2 separate regions of the Homo sapiens genome follow, and region 2 is linked to region 1. The links are chromatin loops, found by intact Hi-C in ENCODE. Cell type or tissue: heart left ventricle. All regions are shown on one strand. Each heading gives the region's core, and the rest is flanking DNA. Links, peaks and the distances in the headings are about the cores only. Region 1 overlaps PPP1R16B (protein phosphatase 1 regulatory subunit 16B). Region 2 overlaps LOC124904902 (a long non-coding RNA gene).

Region 1 (11,654 bases), core at 1,433-9,432:
CCTCCAGAGTGTATGCTTTCAATGACTAGAATGTGCATCCTCTGGACAACAAATATAACTTGCTTAGCTCAGTGCCTGGCATCCGGGAAGTGCTAAATAATTGTTAGTTCTTGTTATTGTTATCCATAATAAGATAGGCAGTGGCATCTACCTCTTGGAAATTCTGGGCGTCAGTTGTCTCATCTGTAAAATGGGGAGTTGTTACTACATTCTTCATAGGCCTGGGGGAGAGCGGGTCTTACCCGGGCCCCTGCATGCCTGCACACCCAGTGTGCAACGGGAAGCTCACTCCTGTACCCTCCTATTGCAGTACGCTACTTCCTGAAGAATAAGGTCAGCCCTGATTTGTGCAATGAGGACGGACTCACAGCCCTACACCAGGTAAGGCCGGGCTCGTTGGGGCTCCAGGGCTCCCTGCCCCTCACCTGGACAGGTACCCTGTTTCTCGGCACTTTCCTGCTCAGAACCCTCAGGGAGGAGGGAATGAGGGAGGGAGGAGGAGCTGCAGCTGGCCCATCTGAAAGGCTCTTGTCTACTTTGGAGATACGCGTGTCTGTTACTGCCATCCCACAGAGCCCTGTGTGCGCCCGCAGACGCGACTGCACATGCAGGCTCTAAGGACAGGGAGCCTTTGTTCACTGCATCCCTCCTGCCCATGAAAGCAAGTGTGTTTGGAGCTTGACAGTGTACGAAGCACATTCACACTTATCAGGACATCCCATCCACCCTGGCGACAGAGGCAGTTGGCGGGACTTATGTGACCTGCCTGAGGTCACATGGTCTTGATTTATGGTCTTGAGCCATGTGCTATCATGACATGTCCTTTCCAAGGCAGAGTGATGGGTCCAGCCCTCCCTGCTGGGGATGGCTTCTCTGGCTGTCACCTTTCACGTGGATGCTGCTACAGCCTCGTAACTGGTCCCCAGCATTCAGTCTGGCTCTGCCATAATTCTCTGTCCACGCAGCAGCCATGGGGATGCTTAAGCCAAAAATCTCTTCCTGTTACTCAAAGTTCTCTGGTGTCTTCCCATAATCTGGGGATAAAGAACAAACTCTGCCACAGTGCACAAGGCTGCACGAGGCTGGGCTCATGACCAATCTTCTAAGCCTCCTGGCTCTCTGGGCTCCAGCCACCCAACTTCTCAGGTCCTTGTACCCAGTGGGCTCCTCCCCACCACACTTCCCACAGCACTTGGTGCTTTCACCCATTAGCTGCTGTCCACAGCAAGAGCCTGGGAGCTGTGCTGTGATAGACATACCCTTTGTCTTCTGAAGGCCCTCTTCCTTCGTAATTAGTCATTTTAGCCATTGATGTCATCACTTGATGTTGACTTCTCCCCTACTCAGACGCTGAGCTGCCTGAGGGCACAGCACATACCTCTTGCTTATGAGTGTGTCCTAGCATCTTTCCCCATGCTGGCATACAGTAGGTGCTCAATATGTGCATGTTGAATTAATGCATGAACACACCAAAGCCTCCCTGTGCCCGAGTTTCTAAGCAGATGGACTTGAGTGAGAGGCCAGGCAACCAGAACCCTGGGCTGGTGAGGGCCTCTCCACCTCGGTACAAGGGCAGGGGTGGGATGCACAGAGAATGGCCACGCCCTGCCCGTAAGCCCCAGGGGCAGGTCCCTGTGTGTCCTCTTGGCTTCTCTCTCACAGGGCCTCAGGCATCTCTCAGGCAGCTGCCTCAGTACCCCCACTCCATCTGCCATTGGAAACTCCCAGACTCCCAGCTCCATGAACCCTAGAGGGCCTGGGACTCCACTAGGGAGCAGAGAGCGGGTGGCTGCTATAGCTTGCCCTGAAATGGAGACCCAAATGCCAATTCCCAAGGCTGGGCTGCACCCACCAGCCATGGGCATGAGGATCAAATGTGTGGGCTACCTCCTACTGCGTGCCAGAAAGGTGAGGATGTCAGGACTGACAGTCAGGCTTGTGGCCCGGAGCTGTCACCCACTAGCTATGTGACTGTGGGGAAGTTACTTAAGCTCTCTGTGCCTCAGTTTCCTCATCTCTAAAAGAGGAATAACAAGTACCCATCTCATTGGGTGGTTGTGAGGATTAAATGAACACATGTAAAACTTTAAGCAGCACTCGATACTGGATAAATATTATTATTATTTATTAAAAGTTATTAAAATGTATCATGTGACCACTTCCCTGCAAATTACTTCAGTTATATATTTCATTTTTATCCTTACAACAAACTTCAGAAATATTATCATCCCCAGGCCAGGCGTGGTGGCTCACGCCTGTAATCCCGGCTCTTTGGGAGGCCAAGGCAGGTGGATCACCTGAAGTCAGGAGTTCAAGACCAGCCTGGCCAACATGGCAAAACCCTGTCTTTACTAAAAATACAAAAATTAGCTGGAATTTGGTGGTGAGTGTCTCTAATCCCAGCTACTAGGGAGGCTGAGGTAGGGAGATTTGCTTGAACCCGGGAGACAGAGGTTGTAGTGAGCTGAGATCATGCCACTACCCTCCAGCCTGGGTGACAGAGTGAGACTCTGTCTCAAAAAAAAAAAAAAGAAATATTATCATCCCTGTTTTATGGCTCAGGAAACTGAGGCAGCCTATTCAATAGAACTTTCTACAATGATGGAAATGTTCTGTGTTTCTGCAGTGCACAGTACAATAGCCACCAGCCACACGCGGATCCACAGCACTCGAAATGTGGCTGATGTGACTGAGGAAATGGATTTTGAAGTTTATTTAATTTTACTGGATTTAAAGAAACAGTGGCTGTCTTATTATACCGTGCAACTTGGGGAGGTGAAATCTCTTTGTCCAAGGTCAAGCAGTGATTGAGTGTTTAAGTCAGGATTTGAAACAAGGCAGTCTTAACTGCTCTGTGGGCACCACAGCTGCAATTCTCTGAGCCCCAGGTCCCCTGTTGAGTTGCCATCCCTGCTTGCAATGAACTCTCAAGTGGCACCCTTTTTTTAGCTTGGGGTTCCCGCCACCTCACATAGTGCCTCAACTTCTTCCTTGTTGGTCACATTGCTTTCTCAGGACCAGTTTCTCCTGTGGGTTCCTGGGCCCCTGGGGATGCGTGGTCAGGGAGGCGGGAACTCGCCAGGCTCCGAGTTTAGCTGCATGAAGCTCCTGGCTGACCAGCTGAAACCCGCACCTCACCCCAACCACCACACGTGCCTTGGGCCCCATGTTGGGGCCTTTCAGGGAGACATCCACCCTCATTAGCCTGTGAGCTTCCATTTATTTTTTCAACAAATACCTATTGTGTACCCACTCCATGCCAGCTGTCTTCTGGGAACAGGGCCCCAGAAGTAAGTTAGGCAGAGTCCCTGCTCTCAGAGTTCAGAGTGTGCTGTGGCCACAGGCACATAAATAATAATAGAGGTAATGCAGTGTGGTCAGCCCTTGCACGGAGATAGGCAGGGGCTCAGTGGCAGCTTAAAACTGGGAACCGATGACTCGACTCAAAGGGGAACTGAGAAAGACTTCTAAGAGGAAGGGATATCTGAGCTGGGTCTTGAAGGATGAGTAGGAGCTTGCTAGCTAGAAAAGAATAAGGCAGAACATTCAAAGCCGAGGGAATAGCATGTGCAAAGCCTTGAGAAAGGGGCTCAGCATTTCAAGTTTGGAGTCTGGAGGGTTCCATGTGGCACAGTTAGAGAGCAGGGAGCCTCAGGGAGAGGTGCAGGTGGTGAGACTGAGAGGGTTGAGAACAGGGCCTTTGGAGTCAGACTGCTTGGATTTCAATTCATCTTACTCCATGTGACCTTGTACCACCAGGCTTCCTTGAGCCAGTTTCCCCATCTATAAAAGGGGCCATTTCCCCGTCTGTAAAAAGAGCAATCCTCATAGGCTTGTTTTGAAGATTAAATGAGGCAATGCATGGCCAAAGCTTAGCAAGCTGCTTGACTCTTGTAAGTCCTCAGAAAGCATTAGACATTGTTATTGACAATGTGATGTGACATGCTATTACTGTTGCTGCCGGGGCTGTTGCTATTGTTATCACTGCTATTGTCACTGTAGCTCCAGTGCAACAAAGGAGATGGGGGCACATTAAGAAGAGCTTCCCATGCCTGGCAAAGGAGTGTGGATTTTCTTCTCTTGGCAACAGGGAGCCCTCAGAGGTTTGTAAACGGAGAGCAACATGATTAGATTAATGAAGAAGCTCTCTCTGGTCGAGGGTGTTAGGAAGGGGAATGACGGGGAGGTAGGGAAAGATGATGAAACTTCATCCAGGGCAGAGGGTGGGGACAGCGATTTAGGAGATGTGCAATTCATACCTGGTGATAGATTGAAGCTGGGAAGGGAGGAAGTGGGAGGAGGCGGGAGGAGGCGGGAGGAGGCGGCTGACTGCCAGGTGCCATTTCCCACCTCGGCCGCAGCAGAGGAGGAGGCCCGCCCACTCCACCAGCTACCACCCACTCCATGTGCGCCCCTGCACCCAGCCCCCAACGCAGCCCTTATTCAGGCCGGGTCTCCCAGGTGTAGACTGGTCCAGCCCCTGGACATCTATCTCACAAGACTCTGCCATCTGGGCACACAGTCCCCTCGCCCTTCAACCAGAGGCTTCCACTCCACCCCCTATGTTTCCTGCGGTCTCTAGGGGTTGGATTTCTGGCCCTCTTGCCCCTGACCCCAGGGGCTCCTCAGCGGCATCTCCCAGTGAAGGCCTGGAGATGCTCACCTTCCACCGCAGCCTCGCTTCGTTGCCTTTGGCGCCCTCTGCCGGCCGCGCCGTGCTGCTGCGTGGTTCTCCCGCCCGTCTGAAGCAGCACCCACTCGCTTACAGGGTCACACCTTTCCCTGCCTGTCCGGAGAGAATGTCCTCAGACCTAGCCACCGTCCCCCCCGCACCCCCGCACCCCCGCCCCGCAAAGACCGGCTGGCGCAGAAAGAACCTGGGTCTCTGGCGCCATCTGTGCAAACGGCTGCTCCTTTCCCACATGTCCTGGCGCTGAGCCCTGGCTTCCCTGGGGATAGGGGTGGGGCTGTGGTGCCGCCCCATCCCACGCCTACACCCACGCCCACAGCCACCTGGGGCCGTGGGCTTCCACGGCCGCTCCTGCTCCTTCTGTTGGCGTCTGGACTCTTCTCTCTATCCCTGTGGTCGTTTCTGGAGGCCAGGCCACCATCATCTCTTAACTGGGTGGCTTCAACACAGCTCCTCACTGTCCCCTCCCAACGTGCACACATGTACGTGGGCGTGCACGCGCACACACACCATCTGTTCTCCACGTGTAATCAGAGGAGCAGTTGTTTTTAAAAGCAATTCTGATCATGCTCCCCTTCGTAGTGTAACTCAATGTCTCCCATTGCACTGATGACCAAGCCCCAAGCCCTTATCTGGGTGGGCAGGGCTGAGCCTGTGAGCCCTGCTGTGTCCCCTGCTGGCTTTCGCAGAGGTCACCTCTAGGGAAGAGTTTCATCCCGCAGTCTGTAAAGTGGCTCCCTGTCTTTCTCCTCTCTCCCGGCCTTTCCCATCCTGGTGCCTAGCTTGACGCTCCTCTGTCTCCTTGGGATCTTTTCCTCCCTGTCCCTGGAGCCTGGGGGCCACCTGTGTTGGAGCCTGCGTTCTCTCTAGGAGGCTGCAGGCTGCTGGCCCTTCCCCCTTACTGGGGCTGCCCCACGTGCCATCACTGCAGCATGTAGGCAGGAACACAAACATGGCTGTCTCCTCGCAGGGACTATCAGGACCCCTAGAATGCTCACGTTGAGCTGGATTATTTCAGGGGGAGTCTTGGTTACCTGAAGGCTTCCCCAAGATCTGAGCTACCTGGTCAGAGGTTCCTAAGTCAGAGGTTTCAAGCTATGATCTTGAAACCGCTTTGGAGGCCACTGCCAGGAAAGGGGACACCCTCCCAACACACACACCCCTGCCTCAACCCAACCAATCCTGTTTGAATTTACTGGTCATCTAAGTGAGAGTTCTCCATATAATTTTCTTTGGAGAAAGCCTTTTGGGATTAAAAAATACGTTTTAAAACCTCATTCAAAATTTTGTCCCATTTCACTGATACTTGCAAAGCACTTTATAGCTGACAGAGTGTTTTTTACCTGTATATTTTTATCTTACATATTATTAACTTCATTTTTACTCACAAGGAGACTGAGGCCCAGAGAGGTTAAGTGGCTTGCTCAAGGTCAAGGGCAATGCTTACAGTGTGAACATCATGGAGCTGGATTCAAACAGGCCTTCCACAGTCTTCCTCATGGCCTCTTGCGGGGAACCTGGTGTGTCCTGACCAGGGCCCGGGGCCCAGTGCCCTGCCTGGAGCTGACTCTGCCTGTGTGTCTCTCCCAGTGCTGCATCGACAACTTTGAGGAAATTGTGAAGCTGCTCCTCTCCCATGGTGCCAATGTGAACGCCAAGGACAACGAGCTGTGGACACCTCTCCATGCTGCAGCCACCTGCGGCCACATCAACCTGGTGAAGATCCTCGTTCAGTAGTACGTGCCCCTCCCTGCCCCAGAGCAGCCTCCCTCCACCTCTTGTCTTTTTCCAACTTCCTTCTTTCTCTCCTCCCTCCCTCCTTCCTTCTTTCTCTCCTCCCTTCCTCCTTCCTTCTTTCTCTCCTCCCTTCCTCCTTCCTTCTTTCTTCCCTCCCTCCCTCCTTCCTTCTTTCTTCCCTCCCTCCCTCCTTCCTTCTTTCTTCCCTCCCTCCCTCCTTCCTTCTTTCTTCCCTCCCTCCCTCCTTTCTTCTTTCTTCCCTCCCTCCCTCCTTCCTTCTTTCTCTCCTCCCTTCCCCCCTTCCTTCTTTCTTTCCTCTCTTCCTTCTTTCTTTTCTCCCTTCCTCCCTTCCTTTCTTCCCTCCCTTCCTCCCTTTCTGCCTTTCTTCTGTCTCCCCTCCCTTCCTTCTTTCTTCCCTTCCTCCCTCCTTTCCTTCTTTCTTCCTCCCTCCCTTCCTTCCTTCTTTCTTCCCTCCCTTCCTTCTTTCTTCCCTCCCTCTCTCCCTCCCTTTCTTTTCCCTACCTGCCTCCCTCCCTCTCTCCCTCCCTTCCTTTCTTCTTTCTTCCCTTCCTCCTTCCCTCCTTTTCTGCTTTTCTTCCTTCCTCTCTTTTCTCTTTTTTTCTCTCTCTCTGTCACTCTTTCTCAGTCTCTCTTGGTGCTTGTCACTTTCTTTCTCCCCACATCCTCTCTTCATCTCTCTCTCTGCTTCTACCTCTCACCCTCTCCTCCCCTCAGTTCCCCTTTACTCTCCCCATCTCTGTGTGCCTGTTCTGCTCTTTTCTTCTTCTATCTCTGTCTCTCCTTCACTCTTGGTCTGTCTCTGTATTTTCCAGTCTCTTTTTATTTTCTCTCTTCTCCTTTCATTCTCCCTTTCCCCCCAATTTTTTATAGTGATAAAACACATATAACATAAAATACCATCTTACCCATTTTAAGTGTGCAGGTTAGTGGTATTAAGTACATTCATATTGTTGTGCAGCCATTACCACTCTCCATCTTCAGAATGACTTTCATCTCGCAAAACTGAAACTCTGTACCCATCAAACAGTAATTCCCATTCCCTGCCTACCCCTGGCTCCTGGCGACCACCATTCTACTTTCTGTCTCTATGAATTTGACTACTGTAAGCACTTTATAGAAGTGGATTCAGAAAGGCCGGGCACGGTAGCTCACGCCTGTAATCTCAGCACTTTGGGAGGCTGAGGCAAGTGGATCACCTGAGGTCGGGAGTTCGAGACCAGCCTGACCAACATGGTGAAGTCCCATCTCTACTAAAAATACAAAATTAGCCGGGCATGGTGGTGCATGCCTGTAATCCCAGCTACTTGGGAGGCTGAGGCAGGAGAATCGCTTGAACCCAGGAGGCGGAGTTTGCGATGAGCTGAGATCATGCCATTGCACTCCAGCCTGGGCAACAAGAGCAAAACTGCACCTCAAATAAATAAATAAATAAATGAAAAGTGGATTCAGCTGGGTGTGGTGGCTCACGCCTGTAATCCCAGCTACTCAGGTGGTGGAGGCAGGAGAATCGCTCGAACCCAGGAGACTGAGGTTGCAGTGAGCCAAGATTGTACCACTGCAATCCACCCTGGGCGACGGAGTGAGACACCATCTTAAAAAAACAAGAAGTGGATTCATACAGTATTTGTCTTTTTTTGACTGGCATATTTCACTTAGCATAATGTCCTCAAGGTTCATCTATGTTGTAGTATGTGTCAGAGTTTCCTTCCTTTTTAAGGCTGAATGTACTCCATTGTATGTCTATACCACGTTTCACTTATGCATCCATTCATTGATGGACACTTGGGTTGCCTCCATGTTTTAGCTATTGTGAATCATGCTGTGACGAACATGAGTGTACAAATATCTCTTGAAATCCTGCTTCCAATTCCTTTGGTTATACACCCAGAAGTGGAGTTGCTGGATTGTATGGTAATGCTATTTTAAATTTTTTAAGGACCTGCTATACTGTTTTCCACAACATGTTACATTCCCACCAACAGTACACAAGGATTCTAGTTTCTCCACATCCTCACCAACACTTGCTATTTTCTGCTTTTTCTTTTTTGTTAGTAGCCATACTAGTAGATGTGAGGTGGTCTCTCACTGTGGTTTTGATTTGCATTTTTCTCGTGATGAGTGACGTTGAGCATCTTTTCATGTGCCCGTTGTCCATCTGTATGTCTTCTTTGGAGAAATGTCTATTCAAGTCCTTTGTCCATGTTTGAACTGGGTTGGGTTTTTGTCATTGAATTTTAGGATTTCTCTATGTATTCTGGAGATGAATCCCTTATCAGATAGACGTACTATTTTCTCCCATTCTATAGGATGTCTTTGAAATCACTGCCAAATCCACTATCATGGAGGTTTTGTTCTATGTTTTCTCCTAAGAGTTTTATAGTTTTAGGTCTTTCATTTAGGTCATGGGTCCAGTTTGAATTAAATCTTATATATGGTATTGGGTAAGGATCTAACTTCATTCTTTTGCATGCGGATATCCAATTTTCCTACACTATCTGTTGGAAAGATGGTTGGTCTTTTCTCCATTGAATGGCCTTGGTACCCTGTCTAAAATCATTTAACCGTGTATGTGAGGGTTTGTTTCTGGACTCTATTCTATTTTATTGGTCTATATGTTTGTCTTTATGCCAGCCCCACACTGTTTGATGCTAGAGTTTTGGAGTTCGTTTTGAAATCAGGAAGTGTGAATCCGCCAGCTTTGTTCTTCTTTTTCAGGGTTGTGTTGGCTATTCAGGTTCCTTGAGATTCCCTATGAATTTTAGAGTAAGCTATTCTAGTCTGCAAAAAACATCATTGGAGATTACAGGTGGCTGACACCTGTAATCCCAGCACTTTGGGAGGCCAAAATGGGTGGACCACTTGAGGTCAGGAGTTCGATACCAGTCTGGCCAACATAGTGAGACCCTGTCTCTACTAAAAATACAAAAATTAGCTGGGCGTGGTGGTGCACGCCTGTAATCCCAGCTACTCAGGAGGCTGAGGCAGGAGAACTGCTTGAACCTGGGAGGCGGAGGTTGCAGTGAGCTGAGTTTGAGCCACTGCACACCAGCCTGGGTGATGGAGCAAGACCTTGTTTCAAAACAACAACAACAACAACAACAACAACAACAACAATCATTGTGATTCTTAAAAGTAATGGCAAGAACCACAATTACTTTTGCACCAACCTAAATAATAATTGGTATCACCCAGAGCTGGGCACTGGGCACACAGGGATGCAGAAGTCCTGGGGAGCCAGGAAGAAAGCCAGGGGTTTTAAGTACCAGAGCTGAGACAGAGCCAGACCAGGGGGCTGATCATCTGAGGGCAAGGAGTCAGAGAGAGTGGCCCAGGGCAGGTAACCTTTTGCACTGGTCTTGGCAGAGCGGCAGGAGCCCATCGTTGGCTCCCGGGGGGATGGATATGACAGTACTGCTGCCCCAGCTCAGAGAGCTGGATAAACTTGCTCTGGGGTGTACGAAAGCTCAGAGAAGTCACAGTGGAGGGCTGTTAGGCCAAAGGACTGGATGGTGGCCTGTGCCTATGTCTCTGATGGGAACCTGAGTATGGCTAATTCTGCTAGGAGCATCAGATGGCCACAGCCTGATCAGTGATGGTGCTAAGAGGACAAGGAAAGTGGTGCCAGCCTGGGTCAGTGGGTCCCAAAGCTGATCGGTATTACAATCACCTGGGGCATGGGTTTAAAACAGATTCCCATGCCCTACCCCAAGGACTCTTTCAGGAGGGCTGGAGTGAAGCCCACCCAAGATGCTGCATTTTATTCCCATGGTCCCCAGGTAATTCTGCCACATGGCATCCAGGGCCATTCTTAGGAACCACTGGCCCAAAGGGTAAATTCTTCCAAGGAGTCCCAGGTCTCCATTCTTCTACCTCTGTACTATCAGCCTTTTGAGTAGGGACTTGGAGGAGGTGGAATATAACTGAGGATGTTTCTGCATATGGGCAAAAAATGAAATAGAACATGGAGAAGTAAAAAGAACTAATATGAGAGACCTGGTTTTGAGTCTGGACTCTACTGTATCCAAGCTGTGTGACCTTGGACAAGTGACCGAACCTGTCTGAGTCTTTTTTTTTTTTTAAACTTGCTCTAGTCTTGCTCTATCACCCAGGCTGGAGTGCAGTGGCGTGATCTTGGCTCACTGCAACCTCTGCCTCCCAGTTTCAAGCAATTCTCATGCCTCAGCCTCCCGAATAGCTGGGATTATAGGCTCCCACACCACGCCCCGCTAATTTTTGTATTTTTAGTAGAGACAGGGTTTCTATGTCGGCTAGGCTGGTCTCGAACTCCTGACCTCAGGTGATCCGCCCGCCTCGCCCTCCCAAAGTGCTGGGATTACAGGCTTGAGCCACTGTGCCCGGTCATGTCTGAGTCTTTGTTTCCCCTTGCGTGAGATGGGGCCAACAGTATTAACCTGAGCTATTATAAGGGTTAAATAAAAGGATGCCTGCAAAAGGGGCTTAGATCAGGTTTGGCTCTAAGCAAGTGCCTGGTAAGTGGTGCTGCTGCCATTAATGTGATTTTTGTTATTGTCACCAGGAGGACTTTTATATCTGTCCCTAAGTCCCTGCCTGCTGGTTCAACAGAGTGAAAGGCTTAGGGAGGTCTTCTGGGATAGCTGTCCTGGGACTTTGGTCTCTTCCCACCTGGGACCCTGGGATCCTGAAGCTGTCGTGCTCTTGGGCTGTGTGTCAGGCAGATCCAAGCATCATCTTGCTGGGGTACACCTTGGTGGGGTTTTGAGTGCCGGGTTGTACAGTAGGATTGCAGGCGAGAGGCCAGAGGGCAGAGGCAGCTAGACCAACCCTAGCCACACCTACTTGGCCCTCACCCTGCCTCTTTCTCTGCAGTGGGGCCGACTTGCTTGCTGTCAACTCGGATGGGAACATGCCATATGACCTCTGCGAGGATGAACCCACCCTGGATGTCATCGAGACCTGCATGGCATACCAGGGTAAGGGAGGGCAGCCTGCTATGAAGTGAGCACAGCACAGAGTTGCAGAGAGCGTCCCTTAAATCAATGCAGGCGAACAGATTAGCTACGCATCGGCCTGCCTCGTGCGCTGTGCTCAGTGAATAGGATGGGTCCCCATTCATATCCTTATCTGTGTGATTATCAAGAGCAGGACATGAGAGGACCCTGGAAAACATGCTGCGCAGAAGGGAGGTATTGATCTCATTCGTGTCACCCACACACGCAGGTGGCCG
Region 2 (11,654 bases), core at 2,296-10,295, 110 kb before region 1:
GGTTATACTTCTCTGTTTTTGTGTGTGTTTAAAATTTTCCATTAAAAAAATTAAAAAGTTGAGCCAGGCACAGTGACTCATGCCTATAATCCCAGCACTTTGGGAGGCTGAGGTGGGAGGATCCCTTGAGCCCAGGAGTTTGAGACTAGCCTGGGCAATGTAGCAAGGCCCCTGTCTCTACAAAAGCAAAAAAAATTAGTGAGGCATGGTGACCCAGCTACTCCGGAAGCTGAGGTGGGAAGATTACTTGAGCCTGGGAGATCCAGGCTGCAGTGAGCAGTGATTGTGCCACTGCCCTTTGGCCTGGGTTGCAGTGAGACTGTCTCAAAAAATAAGATAAAAAGTAATGACACTCTTGTCTAGCCTTGTTTTGTTTATCATATAGCAATATTTCTTGGATATCACTCAGTAGCAGTGCGTAGTGAGCTGCTGCTTAAAAAACAAACAAACAAACAAAAACCCAGGAGTCTCACTATTGTTTCACAGGCTGGTCTCAAACTCCTGGGCTCAAGCGATCCTCTCACCTCGGCCTCCTGAGTAGCTGGGATTACAGGTGGGGATGCTTCTTCCTTGTCTCTTTATAATGTATGTCTGTATAAATTATATGTGTCACAAACACGATAACGCCATGGACATGCAATCAGCATATCTATGACATATACATATAAATTTTACTCAAACGGTAGCATACTATGGCTTAACAATATGTCTTGAAGATCACTCCATGTCAATACAAACCAAGCTTCTGCTTTTTTCCCTTATCTTAATATTATTTTTCATGGATAATGCATTGAAAATCTACTCTCCAACCTTGGCTCTTCTTTTTTTTTTTTTGGAGATGGAGTCTCACTCTGTCACCTAAGCTGGAGTGCAGTGGCACAATCTTGGCTCCCTGCAACCTTCACCTCCCAGGTTCAAGCGATTCTCCTGTCTCAGCCTCCTGAGTAGCTGGGATTACAGGTGCCCACTACCATGCCCAGCTAATTTTTAAATTTTTTTTTAGTAGAGATGGAGTTTCACCATGTTGGCCAGGCTGGTCTCGATCTCTTGACCTCAAGTGATCCACCTGCCTCAGCCTCCCAAAGGGCTGGGTTTTCAGATGTGAGCCACTGCGCCCGGCCTCCTTGGCTCTTTTCTCTTAAGAAACGGATGAGAATTGCAAACATTTTCCTATGATGGTATTTGTCTTTTAACTTTGTTGGGGTGTTTTTCCACTCAGATTCTTTTCGTGGACTTAAATTGCTTTTGGGTTTTATGTCATACTTTAAAAGGCCTCACTCACTTTGAGATAACAAAAAAAAAATCCTACGTTTTCTTTTCACATATGTGGTTTTTTAAAAATCCTTTTTGGGCTGGGCACGGTGGCTCACGCCTGTAATCCCAGCACTTTGGGAGGCCGAGGCGGGCAGATCCCTTGAGGTGAGGAGTTCGAGACCAGCCTGGTCAATATAGTGAAACCTCGTCTCTATTAAAAATACAAAAATTAGCCAGGTGTGCTGGCGCGGGCCTGTAGTCCCAGATATTTGGGAGGCTGAGGCAGAAGAATCGCTTGAACCCGGGAGGTGGAGGTTGCAGTGAGCCAAGATCATGCCACTGTACTCTGGCCTGGGTGACAGAGCAAGATTCCATCTCAAAAAAAAAAAATCCTTTTTGGTAATACATACACACATATAATGATATAAAACATAAATGTACACCCAAACAACTGTGGCTAAATGAACACCTGCATGACCACCACCCTCTGTGGTCAAGAAATAGAATACTGCTGCCACCCTAGAAGCCTCCAGTATGATCCATCTTCCCTCATTAAAATCCACTCCTTCCTCCTTAGAAGAGACCATTGTACTGATGTCAGTGGTATTCTATTTCATGTTCCTTATCATGTTGCTACCTCATTATGCATCCCTAAACATTATTCTGTTGTTGTTGTTTTGAGACAGAGTCTTACTCTGTCAGCCAGGCTGGAGTGCAGTGGTACAATCATGAGTTTGAGGCTCACTACAGCCTCAAACTCCTGGACTCAAGTGATCCTCCTACCTTAGCCTTCTGAGTGGCCAGGGCTGCAGGCATGTGCCATCATGCCCAGCTAATTATTTTATTTTTTGTAGAGACAGGGGCCTCCTTTTATTACCTAGGTTGGTCTCAAATTCTTGGGCTCAAGCAACCCTCCTGTCTTGGCCTCCCAAAGCTCTGGGATTATAGGCATGAGCCACTGAACCTAGCCCCTAAACATTGTTTTTTGTTTGTTTGTTTGTTTGTTTTTGAGACGGAGTCTCACTCTGTTGCTCAGACTGGAGTGCAGTGATGCAATCTCTGCAACGTCTGCCTCTCGGGTTCAAGTGATTCTCCTGTCTCAGTCTCCCAAGTAGCTGGGATTACATGGGCATGCCACCATGCGCAGCTAATTTTTGTGTTTTTGTGTGTGTGTGTGTGCAGATAGGGTTTCACCATGTTGGCCAGGCTGGTCTCGAACTCCTGACCTAAGGTGATCCACCCACCTCGGCCTCCCAAAGTGCTGGGATTAGAGGTGTGAGCCACTGCACCCGGCCAACATTGTTTTTAAGATCCATTCATGTTGTGTGTAGCTGTGGTTCATTTTCATTGCTTTGTAGTATTTTATTGTATGCATGTACCATAATTTATTTATCCAGTTGGAATTTATCCTGGCAAAGATTTGCAGTAAGTCTCCAGCTGAATTTCTTTTCAGGCGACTAGCCAGTTGCACCAACAATATTTAGTGAGTAATCCGTCTTTTCTCCACTAATGTAAATGCCACTTTTATTATTTATTAAATGACCTTAAATATTGTGGTCTACTTCCAGACTTGCTCTTCTGCTCCATTCATCTTTCTATTTCTGAATTTGCAATGAACAGTTTATTATTGTCACTTTATAATACACTTTAAGATCTGGCAGAGTTTGTCTCCCGCATTTCTCTTTCTTTTTCAGAACTTTTCTTGATTTCCCTGCATGATCTTTGGAATCAGCTTGTCAAGATCCAAAATAATCCTGTTGGTATGTTTGTTTGTATCCCATTAAAATTATAGATGAAAAGATAGAAAGATGGTATCTTTTCTTCAATTGACTCCTCTAGCCAAAAATGGATATGACTTTTTCCTTTATTCAAGTCTCATGGCACATAATAGCCTTTGAAAGTTTTAGTCATATAGTTCCTGTACATTCCTTGTGAAGTAACTCATTCATTTAAACATTTGAATAGTATTCTATTATATTTCATTCCATGGTTTATTTAATCATTCTATCTTTGAATGGCATTTGAATAAATCTGTTTCCAAGTTTATTCTGTTACATATAGCACTGCAAAGAGTATCCCTGCAAAAATATGTATTTGGAAATGATGTTACTATAAATGAAGTTGATGGACCAAAGGATTTTAAAAATATAAAATAATAAGATAATAAAGGTCATGCTAATATAAAAATAAACAAGAAATTAAAGAACAGTGTGTTATTGGTCAAGTGTGGTGGCTCACACCTGTAATCCCAGCACTTTGGGAGGCTGAGGCGGGTGGATCGCTTGAGGCCAGGAGTTTGAGACCAGCCTGGCCAACATGGTGAAACCCGTCTGTACTAAAAACACAAAAAGTTAGCCAGGCATGGTGACACACACCTGTAATCCCACCTACTCAGGAGTCTGAGGCACGAGAATCACTTGAACCTGAGAGGTGGAGATTGCAGTCAGGTAAGATCGCATCACTGCACTCCAGCCTGGGTGACAGAGCAAGACTCTGTCTAAAAATATATATATAAAAAATATATAAAATATATATATATAATATATATTATATATAAAATATATGTAATATATAATATAATATATATCATATATTATATATATAGCATGCTATCATGTAAAAAAAGAATATGAGGATAAACAAAATATACCAAAATAAGGGTAAAATATGTAATATCCTTGTATTAAGTAGAGGATCATAGCAGGAAAGTAAAGTGATTATTATGGTACTATTACTATTACACTGGTCTTGACTGCAAAATCATTTCCTGCCTGTCCCCAGGCTGGAGGTCAGAAATGGCAAAGCTGCCACCATTAACTCTGTTGAGGTTCTACTTCAGGGCTTTTTTTCACTGAGGTGGACACCTGGAAAGCCTCCACTACAGGCCCATAGCCAGGCAAGGGAATGGAAGCTGCCCGAGGGCTCCAGCTGCTCACTGAGTTAACATGTGGGAGGTGGACCACAGCAACTATGTGGGGAAACCCTGTCTGCACACTGAATCCCAGCAGAATCTAGCAGAGCCAAGAGCTGAGTAACACAGAGCCCCAAGGACATCATGTGAGACCCTGGATCCAGCCTCACCTGAGGATGTTTCAGAGCAGAGTTCTCTAAGGCACAAGCTACAAGTGAGCATGGCTGTAACAGGCCCAAGGGGGCACCAGAACTGGGGAGAGGGGCTTGGTGCCTCAAATATTGACTGCTTTGGGAACGGCAGGAGTGCTTGAGCGGTGGACACCGGCAGCAGCAGCGAGGCCCCTCTAGAAGCCTAAGAAGGGCGCTGGAGCAGAAGGGGACACACAGCAGGGGATTGGTTATCTATTGCTGCATAACACCCACCCCAAAACTTAGCTGCTTAAACAACAACTATTGTATTTGCTCAGGATTCTGTGGCTCAGCAATTCATGCTGGGCTCAGCTGGGCAGTTCTTCTGCTGGTCATGCCAGAGTCACTCATATGTCTATAGTGATACGGAACTTAACAGGGGCAGGCAGTCCAAGGTGGCCTCACTCACATGTCTGGGGCATCAGCTGGGATTCCTGGAACAGGTTGAGTGGCTGGATTATTCCGTGCATGTAGCCTCTCATCCTTAAGGAGTCTACTCCGACTTTATTCACAAGGTGACAGTGTTCCTAGAGAACCAGGCCCTGTGTATACAAGCATCCCAAGCTCCTGCCTGCCTCATGTTTGCTGATGGCCCACTGGCCAGCGCAAGTCACATGGACAAGCCCCAAGTCAGTGTGAGAGGGGGCTATGCATAGGCGTGGATGTCAGGAAGTGTGGTCCATTGGACTCCATTAATGTCATGACGTTGCCATGTAATATACAATGCATGCTTGGCCCTCAGCCTATGTCTAAGCTCAGGTGAGACCTTCCCTGGGACAGCCCAAGCATAAGCAAGTGAGCCTGGCAGGTGAGACTAGAGCTGGTGCAACCTGCATTAATGAGGGGATTGGTGCTTTGATAGGATTAAACCAGGGGCTAGCATAGCACAGAGGAGGGGGCTTAACCAATGCCAGGGCTTTCAGAGGCCCTGTGGCTAGAGGTGACAAACACAGTCTCTCAAACCAGGCAGACCTGGGTTCAAGTCTTCACTCTGCCATTTCCTTCTTCTGTGGTCCTGGGCTAGTAACTCCCCTACTCTGACTGTCAGTTTCTTCATCTGTGAAATGGACCTCACAGGGTTGCTGTGAGAATCAAAGGAGCTCAGAAGAGCTTAGCCTGACACAAAGCAGCAGTCTATAAATGGTGGTGCTAGTGATCAGTGTGATAAGAGTGGTGATAAACATCATGGTCCCTGACATTGGTGACAGGAGGCAGGGTCATGGATGTTCTGGATGAGCAGAGAGCTCTGGATAGGTGACTAGGAGTGGCCTGTTAGAGGAGGGCAGGGAAGGGCATCCCAGGCAGAGAGAGCGGTGCATCCAAAGGCGTGGAGGTAGGATTGAGAATGATGTGCATGACCAACTGCGACACCATCGGTGTGTGCAGTGTGCCTCGAGGACGGGTGCCATGGCAGACCGCATTTTCCCAAGACAGATATCGCCTATATATCACATGATCGTCTGACAATGTGGCTGTTAGGAGCAGAATCATGTTCCCACAAATATATACGTTGAAGTCCAGTACCTCAGAATGTGACTGCATTTGGAGATAGGGCCTTAAAAGAGGTGATTGGCCGGACGCAGTGGCTCACACCTGTAATCCTAGCACTTTGGGAGGCCGAGGAAGGCAGATTGCCTGAGCTCAGGAGTTCGAGACCAGCCTGGGCAACACGGTGAAACCCCATCTCTACTAAAATACAAAAGAAATTAGCCGGGTGTGGTGGTGTGTGCCTGTAGTCACAGCTACTCAGGAGGCTGAGGCAGGAGAATCGCTTGAACCCAGGAGGTAGAAGTTGCAGTGAGCCGAGATCATGCCACTGCACTCCAGCCTAGACAACAGAGCAAGACTCTGTCTCGACAAAAAAAAAAAAAAAAAAAAAAAAAGAGGTGATTAAGTTAAAATGAATGCGTTAGGGTGGGGCTGTAATCCAGTATGACTGTGTTCTTATAAGAAGAGGAGACACCAGGCATGTGCCACACAGAGGAAGAACCATGTGAGGACACAGTGAGAAGACAGCCATCTGCAAGCCCAGGAGGGGGTCCTTAGGAGAAACCAACTCTGCCCACACCCCATCTTGGATTTCTTGCCTCTACAACTCTGAGGAATAAACTTCTGTTGCTTAAGTCACCCTGACTGTGGTCCTTTGCTATGGCAGCCTTAGCAAACGAATATATTGACTTTGACATCCCTCCCATCAAAGGGTGTCCTATTTCTCCTCTCCTTGAAACTCACACTTGAGCCCAACCGCCATGCTATGAGGAAGCCCGAGCTAGCCCAGCAGCCATGCTGTGCCTGAGCTAGCCTAGCTGCCATGTTGTTCCTGAGCTAGCCTAGCAACCATACTAGGAAGCCCAAGCTAGCCCAGCTGCCATGCTGTGAGGAAGCCCAGGCTAGCCCATGCTGTGAGGAAGCCCAGGCTAGCCCATGCTGTGAGGAAGCCTGAGCTAGCCTTCACGGAGAGACCACACAGAGAGACCCTTGGTAGGGGTTGCAGCTGACAGCCATCATCAATACCCAGACAGGTGAATGAAGACACCTCCGGATGATTCCAGCTCCCAGCTATTGAGTCACCCCCCCCTCCACGTCCCCACCCCCAGCTGGTGAGTCACCCCCAGCCAACAAGTATTTCCACCTGAGGCCCGGGACATGTGGAAAAGACAAACTATCCCTGCTTCACCTTTTCCAAATTTCAGACCTACAGAATTCATAAGCATAATGAAATGGTTGTTTTACCCCTCTAAGTTTTGGAGTAGTTGGATACAAAGCAATAGCATCTCCCAAGGGCTCTTCTAGATGGAGCAGCTACCCACAGCCTGGTTCTGTTTTTGACGTAACAGCGTAGAACGCCCCTCTCCCGAGCACTCCCGAACTTTGAGAGAGACCTGATACTGCCACTTGGTGGCCAATAGAAACTATGCAAGACCCGCTGTTTCGCCCTTTCTTCTTCCTTAAGAGTTTATTCACATTCATTCATTCATTCCACATTCATAATCCCTGATGGTGGTGGATCAAGTGTAGTTTTAAAAAGCATATTCGAAAATTACTTTTTTTAATATGCTTTCATCTTTGGTCATGAAATTTCATTTACAAGTCTACAATCCCTTACACTCTTCCAAAATCCAAAATTCTCTGCAAACTCAAAGCGTTTGCATCAGTTTATAAAAGCTTACTCAGTAGCTAAATCTAATCCGAACTGGCTTAAGGCTATTTATAGTCTTTCATTAACATTTCACAGTAAGATTTTTTTTTTAATTTTTTTTTTTGACGGAGTCTCACTCTGTCGCTCAGGCTGGAGTGCAATGGCACGATTTAGGCTCACTGCAACCTCCACCTCCCGGGTTCAAGTGATTCTCCTGCCTCAGCCTCCCCAGTAGCTGGGATTACAGTCACCCGCCACCACACCCAGCTAATTTTTGTATTTTTAGTAGAGACTGGGTTTCACCATGTTGGCCAGGCTGGTCTCAAACTCCTGACCTCAGGTGATCTGCCTGCCTCGGCCTCCCAAAGTGCTGGGATTACAGGTGTGAGCCACCATGCCCAGCCCACAGTAGAAATAATAATATTTGATTTGGGGGTGCTGCTCTAGACCCCTCTAAGGATGTCGTAAAATAGCAGTAGTTCTCAAAGTGTGGTTCTGAGACCAGCTGCATTGGCATCAAATGGGAAATGGAAATGGAAATTCTCAGGCCCCACTTCAGACCTACGGAGTGAGTGTGGCCCAGCCCTCTGTGCTTTAACAAGCCCTCTTGGAGATTCTGACTCACGCTCACATATGAGAGTCACTGATATAGACTCTATGCACCCACCACATTGCATTTATAAAATTCAAAAAATTGTGAAATTCCTAAGCACATGTAGTCCCATGCTTTATGAAAAAGGATTGCTTTCAGACCTGTATTTTGGAATGTCAAGTAATATTAAGGGAAGCCATGAGATTTTCATGTCTAAAAAGGGGGGAAGGGGCCAAGCGTGGGGGCTCACGCCTGTATTCCCAGCACTTTGGGAGGCCGAGGCGGGTGGATCACCTGAGGTCGGGAGTTCAAGACCAGCCTGACCAACATGGAGAAACCCCATCTCTACTAAAAATACAAAATTAGCCAGCCATGGTGGCGCATGCCTGTAATCCCAGTTACTCAGGAGGCTGAGGCAGGAGAATTGCTTGAACCCGGGAGGAGGAGCTTGCAGTGAGCCGAGATTGTGCCATTGCACTCCAGCCTGGGCAACAAGAGCAAAACTCTGCCTCAAAAAAAAAAAGGGGGGGCAGTGGGGAAGGAGTTCCTTGTAGGAATGGAGAAAGGGTGTGATTAATAACAATAAAAGCTAACTTTTGCTGAGTTATTTATAACCTATCAGGCACTGCGCCAAGTGCCTATGCTTATCTAGTCCACATAATGCACCTAGGAGATAGTTACTTTTATCATACCCATTTTATGAATGGGGAAACTGAGGCAAGTGGTGTGAGCACCTACCAAAGCCTGAAGAAGGTCAGCAGTAGAAGCTGTGGCCTTCAGTAGAGGGACACAGCCAACTCACATGGCCTCACTTCTGCCCTCTTATCTCCTACAAGAAGCCAGAAGACAAGGGAATTCCTATGGTGTCATCCACAGTAGTGCAGAGCAAGATGAAGTATGCTACTCAGGCCTCCAAATTTCCCTCCAAAACAACTGCACCAGCGTTTGGTTCCTCCCACCCCAATGGGTTCCACTTACACAGTCTTAGGTCTGTAGGGCTAGTGAAGACAGCCAGCCTATCATTTATTATGCCTCTAGTGCAAATCTGGGTATCACAAATGCATGCTATTGTGGTTATAAAATATAAAAGTATCAGCCGGGCCCAGTGGCTCATGCCTGTAATCCCAGCACTTTGGGAGGCTGAGACGGGTGGATCACCTGAGGTCGGGAGTTCGAGACCAGCCTGGCCAACATGGTGAAACCCCGTCTTTACTAAAAATACAAAAAAAAAATTAGCTGGACATGGTGGTGGGTGCCTGTAATCGCAGCTACTCAGGAGGCTGAGGCAAGAGAATCGCTTGAACCCAGGAGTTGAAGGTTGCAGTGAGCCGATATTGTGCCCTTGCACTCCAGCCTGGGCAACAAGAGTGAAACTCCATCTCAAAAGTAAATAAATAAATAAATAAATATAAAAGTATCACACTGTAAGTGTTCATTTGCAGCTTGCATTTTTTCCCAACTCATTTTGTTTTTTCAGATTTATCTATGTTGATGCAGGCAGCTTTATTTCTGTTCATTCTCTCTGTTGTTTAGAATTCTGCGATATTAAAGCACTCCTGAATCCATTTATCCATTCCCCCTTTGGTAGGCATTTAGGATGTTGCTGGCCTTTTGCAGATAAAGGCCTAATGAATATCTTTAGACATGTCTTCTACACAGGTGGGAGGTTTTCTCCTAGCTGGATGTTCCTAAATGTGGAGCTGCTGTATTACTGGACGCGAGTACCCAACTTTCCCAAATAATGCCAAATTTCCCTCCAAAACGATTGCACCAGGGTTTGGTTCCTCCTACCCCATGGGGTTCCACTTACACAGTCTTAGCCCACCGCGGTATTGAGAGACTATTTTATTTATATTTATTTTGCCTTTCCGATGGATGTGACCTCTACCTCCTATCTGTTTTATTTACATTTCCCTGATAATTCAGAAATGGAGCATCTCTTCAACCCATCTGTCATGTGGGGATAAACATTTTGCCTTTCCACTTCAGGCTTTGCCTATGTACAGTTGACCCTTAGGCAACATGGGTTTGAAGTGCACAGGTTCACTTAAACACAGTTTTGTTTTTGTTTTTTTTTCAATAAATACAGTAGGCTGCCCATATGGATGGGTTCTGCATCTGCAACCCAATGCGGATGGAAGATACCATATTTGCCGGAATCCTGCAGGACTCCTGAAATTTTACGCACTGATTTTGGGAACCAGAGTCCTCTGCAGATACCGAGGGATGACATATCTTCCAAGCATAGATTTCTAGAATTTCAAAAGACCTTCCCTCTCTTATTCCAGGCAGTAACACATGAAAAGCGCTTCGGCTTTCAGGCTGCCTCCTGGGCTGTGGGTGTTCCAGGCTCAATTTTGCCACTCAGGCCTGAGGAACAATTTTGTTTGCTGTCGCTGGCATCTGTCCTTCCCCAGAGGCAAAGAGTGACAATCGCGAGATGGGTGAGAGCTGAGGGCAACCACAGTAGCAGCGCAACAAAACAAATGCAGAAGGGAAGGAAACCTAACCCACATTTGTAATTTCCAAAATATTGTCTTGCTGCATTTTCAAGCTCTGTTTATTAAAGCCCTGATGTATGCCAGGAGTATATTTCTCTATCCTCCAAACACTTCCACCAGCCTCCTAAAGCAGGGTCACTTCATCCCTACAACAAATTCTTGCTGCCAGGCACAGTGGCCCACACCTGTAATCCCAGCACTTTGGGGGGTCCAAGCAGGAGGGCTTGAGGCTGAGTTAGAAGTCAGCCTGGGCAACATAGTGAGACCCCATCTCTACAAAAAAATTTTGTTTTAATTAGCCAGGTGGCTGGGGGTGGTGGCTCATGCCTGTAATCCCAGAACTTTGGGAGGCCGAGGCTGGAAGATCACTTGAGGCCAGGAGTTCGAGACCACCTTGGCCAACATGACAAAACCCCGTCTCTACTAAAAATACAAAAATTGGCCGGGCATGGTGGTGCGCACCTATAGTCCCAGCTACTTGGGAGGCTGAAGCATGAGAATTGCTTGAACCTGAGAGGTGGAGATTGCAGTGAACTGAGATCATGCCATTGCATGCCAGCCTGGGCGACAAAGCAAGTCTCTGCCTTAAAAAAAAAAAATTGCCAGGTGTGGTGATGGCACCTGTAGTCCCAGCTACTTGGGAGGCTGAGGCAAGAAGGTCACTGAAGCCCAGGAGTTCAAGGCTACAGTGAACTATGATGCTATCGTGGCACTACTGCACTCCAGCCCAGATGACAGAGTGAGACCCTATCTCTAAAAAGTAAAATAAAATAAATAAAAATGTCCTTGCTCTTCCTATATGCCAGGCTATGTTAGGCACTGGGAATCCGTGTTAAGCAAAAAGGCCTGGTGTCTGATCAGAGCGCAGGGTGGCACTCACTGGATCAATGTCCTGGGGCTCCCATAACAAAATACTGCAGACTTGGTGGCTCAGACAATTTCCTCACATTTCTGGGGGTTAGGAGTCTGAGATCAAGGTGTCAGCAGTGCTGCCTTCTTTTTCTCTCTCCTTGGCTTGTAGGTGCTGTCTTCCTCCTGTGTCTTCACAGTGTCTTTTATCTGCCTC

What was found. Hi-C counts contacts between places; a loop is a spot of excess contacts. Peaks named below come from ENCODE experiments on the same cell type or tissue, not always from the same donor. Only the 100,000 strongest peaks of a DNase experiment are listed, where the experiment ranks them.
Region 2: it touches region 1 in a loop (2.3-fold over the local background); 6 of 110 quality-filtered maps call a loop at or near these places.

What each region holds. Positions count from the first base shown.
Region 1 is chr20:38,889,285-38,900,938 of GRCh38, forward strand. It overlaps PPP1R16B (protein phosphatase 1 regulatory subunit 16B), which reads left to right. Exons shown (of 11, transcript NM_015568.4): 3 at 311-381; 4 at 6,281-6,426; 5 at 11,297-11,400. Among named protein-coding and RNA genes, the nearest start is that of FAM83D, 31 kb to the right of the region's middle. RefSeq lists a silencer at 3,318-3,518 and an enhancer at 3,882-4,840. In heart left ventricle, for the core only: CTCF peaks have their summits at 4,702 (motif pointing left) and 4,908; DNase peaks (open chromatin) are centred at 4,396 and 4,707; H3K27me3 peaks cover 699 bases.
Region 2 is chr20:38,783,392-38,795,045 of GRCh38, forward strand. It overlaps LOC124904902 (a long non-coding RNA gene), which reads left to right. Exons shown (of 2, transcript XR_007067584.1): 2 at 2,949-3,445. Among named protein-coding and RNA genes, the nearest start is that of PPP1R16B, 16 kb to the right of the region's middle. In heart left ventricle, for the core only: a CTCF peak has its summit at 7,249 (motif pointing left); no DNase peak of the experiment used is centred there.